2 separate regions of the Homo sapiens genome follow, and region 2 is linked to region 1. A link is a loop called in an ENCODE intact Hi-C map of the cell type or tissue named here. Cell type or tissue: sigmoid colon. All regions are shown on one strand. Region 1 overlaps DCHS2 (dachsous cadherin-related 2). Region 2 overlaps DCHS2 (dachsous cadherin-related 2).

Evidence for each region. Hi-C counts contacts between places; a loop is a spot of excess contacts. Peaks named below come from ENCODE experiments on the same cell type or tissue, not always from the same donor. Only the 100,000 strongest peaks of a DNase experiment are listed, where the experiment ranks them.
Region 2: it touches region 1 in a loop (2.1-fold over the local background); 3 of 110 quality-filtered maps call a loop at or near these places.

What each region holds. Positions count from the first base shown.
Region 1 is chr4:154,414,590-154,419,589 of GRCh38, reverse strand. All of the region lies in intron 1 of DCHS2 (dachsous cadherin-related 2), which reads left to right. Among named protein-coding and RNA genes, the nearest start is that of DCHS2, 75 kb to the left of the region's middle. RefSeq lists enhancers at 2,388-2,889, 3,177-3,396. In sigmoid colon, no CTCF peak of the experiment used is centred here; DNase peaks (open chromatin) are centred at 2,669 and 3,249; H3K4me3 peaks cover 1,663 bases; H3K27ac peaks cover 1,251 bases.
Region 2 is chr4:154,364,681-154,369,680 of GRCh38, reverse strand. DCHS2 (dachsous cadherin-related 2) reads left to right here. Exons shown (of 20, transcript NM_001358235.2): 3 at 3,240-3,471. Among named protein-coding and RNA genes, the nearest start is that of DCHS2, 120 kb to the left of the region's middle. RefSeq lists an enhancer at 1,285-1,354. In sigmoid colon, no CTCF peak of the experiment used is centred here; a DNase peak (open chromatin) is centred at 2,570.

The DNA of each region.
Region 1 (5,000 bases):
CAACCTCCGCCTTCCAGGTTCAACGATTCTCCTGCCTCAGCCTCCCAAGTAGCTGGGATTACAGGTGCCCACCACCACACCCGGCTAACTTTTGTATTTTTAGTAGAGATGGGGTTTCACCACATTGGCCAGGCTGGTCTTGAACTCCTGACCTCAGGTGATCCACCCGCCTCAGCCTCACAAAGTAGCATTTTTAAAATATAATTGCTGCATCTCATTTTTCACACAATGTAAAAGTTGCTTGAGTTCCTCATAAATTTTGAATGAGTAGTTTGATATCCAAGCAGGTGAAAAACCTGCTTATAATAACCTACGTAAGTCCAGAACCTTACTCTATTTTCTGTATAAACACACAAAATAATTTTTGTGCTGACTTTATATACTTTGAATTACCCAAGAATACAACTACTAAGTAAACTGAGGTAAGATGAAACTTTATTTGTAACTTTACCATTTTGCAAAATGCGTCACTGATGGCAGCATTGCCTATTAAATTGAGTCACCTACTCAGGAGGCCTATTTTTGTAGCTATTACATTCATGCTGATTGCATGTGTGTTTGCATGTGCACCCACATGCACACATACACATGCATATAGGCTTGTTTTTTCTTTTAAAATGTCAAATATGAAGCATTCATTCATGTTCAGCATTCATGCTGTTTTTCTATGCATACAGCTTTATTTAGTCCTTATTTCAAATTGTAAAATATGTACAAAAGCTTATGGAATGGTGTCTTCTCATAACTCCAAACTTACTCATTAAAAATATGTGCAAATATCTATCTCATTGTGTTTCCTATTGTAGTCATACCTACATAATTACATATTGAAATACATGATATTTTACTATGAATCACTTTTATTTTCCCTTTATATTATAGCTAGGACATTATATCGATGTCATAAAAAATTTATATCAGGGTAGAAAAGGAGATATTACAAAATGCTTAACTAAAAAGAGTGCATGGATCTAAAAGGGGAGAACAACTGGCATTTTGTGTCAATTTTGCAATAGCAAAATTTTGTTACATTGGCTCTTCTGAAATAAATGTTTTTAATAAATACTTTACAAATTCCTTTGATATGTTCTTTTATGTTTTAGCTGCAGTGGTGTGATAATCATCCTTTCTAAATGGTGGAAGAGGAAAAGGGAGTCTTAGTGAGTGGATTAAAGGCACTCTCAGCTGGCGACACCTTGCAAGGGGCTTCTGCCATTTGAAAAGTAGTGTCCTGTTTTTAATCAGGTAGTGAGCTGGGCACTGAGACACCTGGCGTTAGTGCTGATACAGCGGGGCCATGTGCCTAACTCTGGGCACATTCATGGGTTTTCTGAGCCTCGGGTTCTACATATGTAATATGAAAGAAATACATGCAATTATTTGCTGGTTTTCACATTTATTCTGATAACTATATCCCTAGAAGAATACCATGACCTACAGGTGCATTTAAAATTATTGTATTAACTAGAAATAATTGTACGACAGAAATTTGACCATATAATATAAATGTTACAAAAATAAGAATATTTGTTCAGAAAAAGGCAACCTTCCAAACTAAGAATGGGTAGGTCATTTTTCCTACTAATATCATTTAAGGATTGTTCACTTTTTCTGACATCCACTGGTGTTTGCTGGCAAATAAGCAAAGATGAAATGGTTAGAAAAAATATTGGGAAAAAAAGCTTAACATTGAGAAATTTTAATTAACTTAGTTTGTTCTCTGAAAGTTGAGAAAATACCATATTCTGGTAGTAGAATATAGAAAGAGAATTGAAAGCCTAGTTGATTTTTAAGATAGTTTCTGCTATTAGAAGGATTTTATGTTTTGTTTTCCAGGTCTTCCTAAGACAACACTGATTCTCACAGAACCAGGACACTTTTTTCCCCCTGGCCATGTTAGGATTGTTCAGTTTAGCAAAGAAAAAGGGTGCTCAGTGAAATCTGAATTTCAGATAAACAATGAATAGTTTTTTGTTTTGTTTTTAGTATAATCATGTCCCAAATAGTGCATAAAACAATTTGATTTCTGAAACAGCTCAGATTAACCAGTCCACTACTAATGTTTGTAGGTTTTTCTCGTGTGAGGTCAAAAAATATCGTGAGATCCCTCCCTTGAAGCAGCTTATTGGGGCCACAGTTGCTCTGAGGGAGTTAATTAAAACAACTGTTGAGTAATAACAAAGTGCTTTGGCTTAAATGGAAATAGTTCTTGAATTTGGCCAAGGAAGTCTGGTAAGGCTACTAATCCTGAACATTAAACTGTCAAAAATGTGCTCACAGTGCACTTGGGAGTCTGCACTGTAAACGGGAAGAATGACTCCCAGTTCCCCTGACTGGTCTCTCTCTCTCTCTCTCTCTCTCTCTCTCTCTCTCTCTCTCTCTCTCACACACACACACACACACACACACACACACACACACACACACACACTCGGGACCGGCCTGAGGTGGTGACAGGTGGTTTTTGTGTGGTTTTAGCCATGTGATTCGCGTTTGTGTGGCTTCTCACAGAGGGCGACCCCGCCGCGATCCTGTGGTTGTAGTTGCAGCTCCTAGTAAAATAGTGCCGCTTGGCGTCCGTGATCCCTGCAGCTGGGAGAGGGTAATGGGAGGACGGGAGTGACGGGGACAGACAGAGGCCGGGGGTGACAGGAAAGGAGCGATTTCGTGTTAGTTTTGGCCTCGGAGTGTAAAAACATCTGGGAAATAAAATGAGCCACGCTGACTGGAAATGTGAACGTTCGCCAAGATTATGTGAGGAAGGTGCAGCGAGGAGCTGGAGCAGACACTTTCCTGCCTGGCGCCGCCAGCTCGGAGATTTAAACAAGCAGCACCGGGGAAACCGTGCTGTTACACAGGGGGAAACTAGCTTATTTATAAGTGTTTTTATTCAGTTTGATTTTCCCCAGTTCCTCTTCTGTGGTACCAAGTTGGTTGCTTAGGAAAGTGGGTGGAGTTACCGTGTGATCTGAGGGGCTCAGAAATCAAAGTCTCAAGTCTTGAGATGTCAGAAATGTCCGGCTAGAGCCTAGGACAAGGTGTTTGGAGGATCAGATGGCACAAAAGAGGAAACAATAGGAGCAGGACTCAGGGAGCCTGAAGATTTAATAACAGAAGGAAGACGTATTCCTCGTCGGGTGGGGAATAACACCAGAGGCCTGAAGGAAAAGAAAAAGAAAAGATGTTGGATAAACACAGCCTCCCTGCGCTGTCAGCTGCTAATGATCCTGGGATGCGAGGTGGGGGCGCTGTGAGGTCAACTGCGTCCCTCTGGCAGGAAATAGAAGACGGGGCTGATGCAGCTGTGCTCCTCTGTTTCTGGTGTGGACCCTCCTTCCAGGCTGTCCTCGGGGCCTATCCTGTCCCCCGTCTCTGGGCTCTCTTCCTGTGGGATCTCCCCAACTTTCAGACAGCTGATCATGACCATTTGACTTAGCGCCCTCTTCCTACCCCTTCTCTTGTGCTCATCTCAGTTCTACTGCATCAGCCTTCAAACTTTTTGGACTGAATGTACCTATTAATAAAAGTTTTGAGTACTCATCTCCAGTATATGTTTATTTCCTTATAAACCACGTGCAAGAATTTTGTATACAGGTGTATAAATGTGAATGTATACATGAAATAAAAATGAATATAGAAGATAAAATATGAATTTAAAATATATAAGATAAAAATATTTAAAAAATAATAAAATGGAAGAGGTAAAAAACTTATTTAAGTGAATTTATGTTTTCTTCCTACAAGTCTGTCCATCAATTCCCTTGGAGAAAACTCAGAGTGTTCTGCCACTTTTTGGAGACCTCTGGGTGGAGCTGATTCCTGGCCACGCTTTGGGCTGAATCTGATCTCATAGTCATTTTCCTCACCGACCTCGGTTTCCTCCTAATTAGCTCCATCTTACTGACGCTCGGGACCTGGAGATACCGTAGCTTTAGGTCTCCAGTACCCAAGGTCAGGCTTACTTGAGATTCTTTAGCTAAGTCTTTCTGTCTTTCCCCCAGTACCGGAAGTCAAAGATAAATATCTGAATAATCTCAGACTGCCTCTGGTTGCTTCTCCAAAAAGGAGGAATTCTGTCAAATGCCAGCTCATTCAAGAGCAGATTTAGGAGTAGGAATGCCTCTAAGTAATAATGTGGTGGCACCCCCAGAGGCAGGAAATCCATGGCAACTGAGAAAGGCTGGGTCTCTGGGAAACCTGAGGCTACTGAAAATTTGGAGCAAGTTAGGAAATTCTATTGCTAATGAGTCATGGGCTCCAATTAAATGTATATGCAATTAAATCTATGTATAAGTCAAAACAAATTATGAAATGTTTCATCAATATTTGAGAGAAGATTAGAAATGAATCCTTGTAATTGATTGAAAATACTGTTCAAATTAGTATCAGATTTCTGAAAAAATTTTTATGGTTAGTTCCCTCATCTATTAATTTGCAAATAGCATCAGTTATATCAGGTCCCTCCCGGTCTTCAGTAGTATAACTAAATGATACTGATTTAGGCAGAGAAAATAGCCATGTGTTAGGCAGTTGAACAGCTGCTAAAGAGGACAGTATGTTACAGGGGTGAACCTTTTGCCATACCCACATGAGCTCATCTGGGAGCTGTAGCCGCGGCATCACCTTCTTAGCAGCTGTCAAGGAAGGCAAGTACTTCCACTGTTGAATGGCTGTGTTCCCCAATGGCATGACTGCCAACACAGGTTCAGATCATTCTAAACTCCCTTTTCTCTGTCCACTCTTGATTTTCCTTATAACCTGCAGTATCCCATTTAGGAAAGAGGTGAGCAAGGTCTCATTTTCAGTCTTTCCTTTCACTTCTCTATCACGAATACCTAAATCAACTTTTACATATTCATGTAAGAAAAGGCCTATCCCCCATCTTGGTGGGTATTAATGTTTTAGTACTTTAAAAGCATAGTTTTATGCATGAGATGGGGAAGTTGTAGTTGGATAGCAGTCCAGTGACAGTTAGTGATAAATTTGTGTTTTGAGTAGAG
Region 2 (5,000 bases), 50 kb after region 1:
AGCTACCTATTGCTGTATAACAAATTATTCCTGAATCTAGCAGCTTAAAATAGCAAACATTCATTATCTTATATAGTTTTTAAGGGCCAGGAACCTGCAAGTGGCTTTGCTGGGTGGCTCTGACTCAGTCTCTCATGAGGTTGCATTATCGAAACAGTTTCCATGAGCTGGACAAAAGTTTAGCTACACAGCATTGGGAAGTGCACACTCTAAGTGGATGGAGAAAATTAGTTTAGATCAGCTATTCCCGCACTGTGTTCTGTGGGAAACTGGTTTCCCAATATGTTTCTTTCAAAGAGCATTCTGGGGCCTAAAAAGAGTGGGGAACACCTCAGAACTCACTCCCTCTAGAAATGTATGTGCAAAAGGCTCTGTGAGAAGTTCTGAGGCATAGAATGCATCCACTTAACTTGGTGAATTCAGCATTTTCCCCCCTTTTTGTCTGAGGAAGTTCTCTACCTTTTTTGTAAAGATGCATCTCTTCTTCCCTATCCCAGATACCTCTTTCTAAAATCTAGATTTGATCTTGTCATTTCATTGAGGATAGCAATAGTTGTCCCATGTGGGTGTTTAAGAAGACAACATTAGAATTCTGTCCTTTTACATTTTAGTTTTCTGATATTTGTAATATAAGTAATACATTAGCACAGTAAATGTATATACAGTTTATTAACAGATAAAAAATATATATTAAGAATGTACACACCACATTTTATACTGATGGAGTAGAATAAATCTGTCCTCTTTAGCACTTAAATCAGGTGAGAGGAATCTGACTGCCAAGCCTGTCCTCTGGATTCTGCCCAGCCTCTGTCACTAAATGCCCAGCCCTCTCTAGCCCCACTAGTGTGCTTACCCTACCGGCAACAAAAATGTATTGTTGGCCAGGCATGGTGGCTCATGCCTGTAATCCCAGAACTTTGGGAGGCCAAGGTGGGTGGATCACCTGAGGTCAGGAGTTCGAGACCAGTCGACCATCTCTACCAAAAATACAAAATTAGCCGGGTGTGGTGGTGTGTGCCTGTAATCCCAGCTATTCGGGAGGCTGAGGTAGGAGAATCACTTGAACCCGGGAGGCGCAGGTTGCGGTGAGCCAAGATCGTGCCATTGCACTTCAGCCTGGGCAACAACAGAGAAACTCCATCTCAAAAAAAAAAAAAAAAGTATTATACGTTTTCCACTTTGTGCATCTAACATTTGCTTATTTTTTACAGCACTGCCTGATTTAGGATCTTTGTTCTTAAATATCTTAAGCTGGGGCAATATTCATTTCTTCATATTTTCCCCACTTTTTCATTACTTCTCTTACCTCAACCCTAAGTGACCTCTTGAATTTGAGGAGAAATAAAAAAGAAAGAGGAAGGGGAAAGGAAAAGGGAAAGCAAAACTGAGAAGAAAGGCAGTTTCGAGCAGCAGCAGGGTCTGTGGCAGAGGTGAAGGAATATTTTCTATAAGCTTATCACCAGTGTGCAGTCCCCTCTTACTACGTCGAACCTGGAGACATACAGGTTACTTAGGGTGGCTGCAGATGTAGGGCGACCCTGCATTTTAAGCATAAAGGCCAGATAGATGAACTTGCATTGTTCTTTGTGGAATCATAACCAGCCCCATTTCTCCTATTCTAATTGATACCCGGCATGGCTCTGGCACTTTATTCAACTCAGAACATGGAAAATCAGACTATTTCTAAATTATTTCCCCATCATTTTTTAGTCCTCAAAGCCTGGAGTACAAGGGACCTCAGAGCTCAGAGCTCAGAGCAGGACAGCCGTTTCTGGGTTTGTCTTACCTTCCTCCCATACAATCTTCATTCTTGCCCTCCCTCTCTCCCTGTCAACAAGTGCTTCCTCTCTGCATGGCAGCAGTTCTCCCTCTGTCCCTTGCCAAATCTTCTTCCTCCTTGTCATTTTTCCTCCTTGCTCTGTGCCTCCCTGCCAGAGTAGAAAAAGGAAACAAAAAAGATGAAGAGGGGGAGGATACATGAGTGAGAAAACCCAGGCTGTTGTGACTTACCAAGGATTTTTGTCAAAGATGAAAGTGTCAAAATGTACCAGATAGAAACAGAAAATGGTGCTTTAAAGTGGGAACATGTGTTTTACTTTAGAAAAGTAAAAATTGCAGAGGATTATTTTCTTCTATTTCATTTGCTCTCTTTCTCCTTGATTTTAGATGGAGGCAACACCAAAAAAGCAGTATGGGATCCACTTCTCACTACTTTAGGTGCTGCATTCCCTTCTAAAACTTGAAAAATTCAGAATTCCCAAACAAATCTGGCCCCCAGGATCTGGGATGAGTACCTGCACTGCTCCTGTCCTCCTTCAGGCCCCATCCACTCTGGACTTGATTCAAAGAGCCTCCTCCTGCCCGTTCTCCCTCCTTCCACCCTGCTGCTCTTCGGTCTGTTCTGAACACTGCAGCTAGAGCAGTGTTAACATCTCAGTGAAATCAGGCCACTCTTGTGCTCAAAGCCCTCCTGTGAGGAAGAACCATGTCCTTCCAGAGACCTGCAGAGGTCCCTAGGACTCACTCCTGCCTCTCTGAGCTCAGCCCTTCCTGCTTCCTTGCTGCGGCTGAGCAGGCCTGAGAGGTACACCACGTTCCTGCCTTAGGGCCTTTGGCTCTGCTCTTTCCTCTGCCTGTTATTCTTTCCTTTCTGGTAACTGAAGTCTAGCTGCCTCATGTGGGTTGGTCTGCACACCAATGGTACCTTCCTAGTGAAGGCTTCACCAGGGCACCCCCCTGCCCATGCTCCCTCACACCTTCTTCTTAGCACTTACCAGCATTCACTTAAAAATTATCTTAGGGATAAAAGTGATTTTGATTTCTTTTTGGACATCAGGACAAATTTCCTTGAATGTATTTGGCCTCTACTCTGAAATTTTTGCCTCACAGCTGCTCTAAGTGGAAATCTCATTCCATGCTTAAGAATCAGCAGTGAAGTGTACATACCATGCTGTTACCTATGAATTCATACATCAAAGTTGAAAATAAAATGAATATAAAGACGTGTTTGTGTGTGTGTGTGTCTGTGTGTGTGTGTATATATACACACTCTTTTGAAATGACAAAATGTGTATGTATGGGGGTGTGTGTATATGTGTATACACACATATACATATACAAACCCCCACATATTCAAATTCTGTTGTTTCAAGACTATTGTAGGGCCATTGTCAATTATTCTACATCCTAGTGTTCAGCAAAAACCCATTTGTAATCACCACTCATTCATCCACCAGGGTGGGCTAAGTGCCCAAGCCTTTGTTCGTGTGGACCTGGAGGACGTGAATGATAATCATCCTGTGTTTAACCCATCAACCTATGTGACGAGCATCAGTGATGAGACCCAGCCAGGCACCGAGATCATCAATGTTCTTGCCACTGACCAGGACTCTGGGATATATGGGACAGTGGCTTATGAGCTTATTCCAGGAAACGTGTCGTCCCTTTTTACCATTGACTCCACCACAGGTATGTGATCTTGGAACAGTTTTCATCCTTTGGCTATAAAGTTTCTGCTTAACTACTTAACAGCCAGAAAATTAGAAAAAGTGACTTTTTTTCAATAATGGGGGTGTTGCAGGACTCACTTAACCTTCTAGCAGATGCTGAAGTATATTGAAAATGGCTGAGGCTTTGTAGTGGGTTAGACCTGGATCTGAGTCCCAGCTTTGCCTACTACTGATCTTGTGGTCTTTATTGGCCTCACTGTCCTTACCTTAAAATTGGTGTTGACTGGGTGCGGTGGCTCACACCTGTAATCCCAGCACTTTGGGGGGCCGAGGTGGGTGGATCAAGAGGTCAGGAGTTCAAGACTAGCCTGGCCAAGATGGTGAAACCCTGGTTCTATTAAAAAAAAAAAAAATTAGCCGGACGTGGTGGTGGGCGCCTGTAATCTCAGGTTCTCAGGAGGCTGAGGCAGAGAATTCCTTGTACCTGGGAAACCGAGGTTGCAGTGAGCTGAGATCACGCCACTGCCCTCCAGCCTGGGTGACAGAGAGACTCCGTCTAAAAAAAAGAAAAAAAAAAGTACTGTTATCTGGGCTCTGTGGCTGACTCCTGTAATCCCAGCTACTTGGGAGGCTGAGGTGGGAGGATGGCTCGAGGCCAGGAGTTTGAGGCTGCAGTGAGATATGAAGCTATGATCAGGCCACTGTCCTCCAGCCTGAGTGACAGAGCAAAACCCTGTCTCCAAAAAAAAAACAAAAAAGTAACACTGATAATATCTATGTTGCAAAGTTTTTGTGAGAGAACTAAAGACAGTAATTTATGTAGAAACGGTTGGCCAGTATTTACCTTGCAAATGTTAATTTCCCCTTATTTGTATGATCATGCCATCTGAGGGTGACTCGAGGGTGACTGAGCCTCATTTGGATGTATTAATAGCTAAGATTAGTGCAAAGACATTTTTACAGGCGTCCAAAGTAGATCCTTTTTTTTTGTACTAGGTCTGGCATTCCCTTAGTCTCTTTGGGTTTTAGTTTCCTTGTTTTAAAAATGATACCTAAAGCTCCTTTTAGTTCTCTACAATGGTAATTGCATATCTGCCAAAGAATCCCAGTGGGCAAGCTGTCTTTTAGAAATCATGAATATTTAAGAAGTTACCTTCCATTTTCTATTCATTAGCTTGTTGCTAACAAAATATTGGTTTAAATATTTGATTATAAGAAAATAAAACATTTCAAAAATATAATATGACATTACAATACTTTTGAGATACTTAGAGATACTCTGGTCCAAAAATGAGGCTGCAAAAAAAGAAAAAAAAAAGAATTTTTTTCTTTTGCATTTTTCCACCTGATCCAAACAGTGGGTAGAATGTGTTTCTATTGTAATGGTAATGATAATGTCAGATGCTACACTAGACATTTTCTGTACATTGTCTTATTGGATCTTCACAACATGCTTTGTAATAGCCATATACGGTAGAAACAAATGATAATTTACACAGGAAATCTAATGTGCTATGTGAGTGTGCCCTCTCACCCAGCCCCATTAGG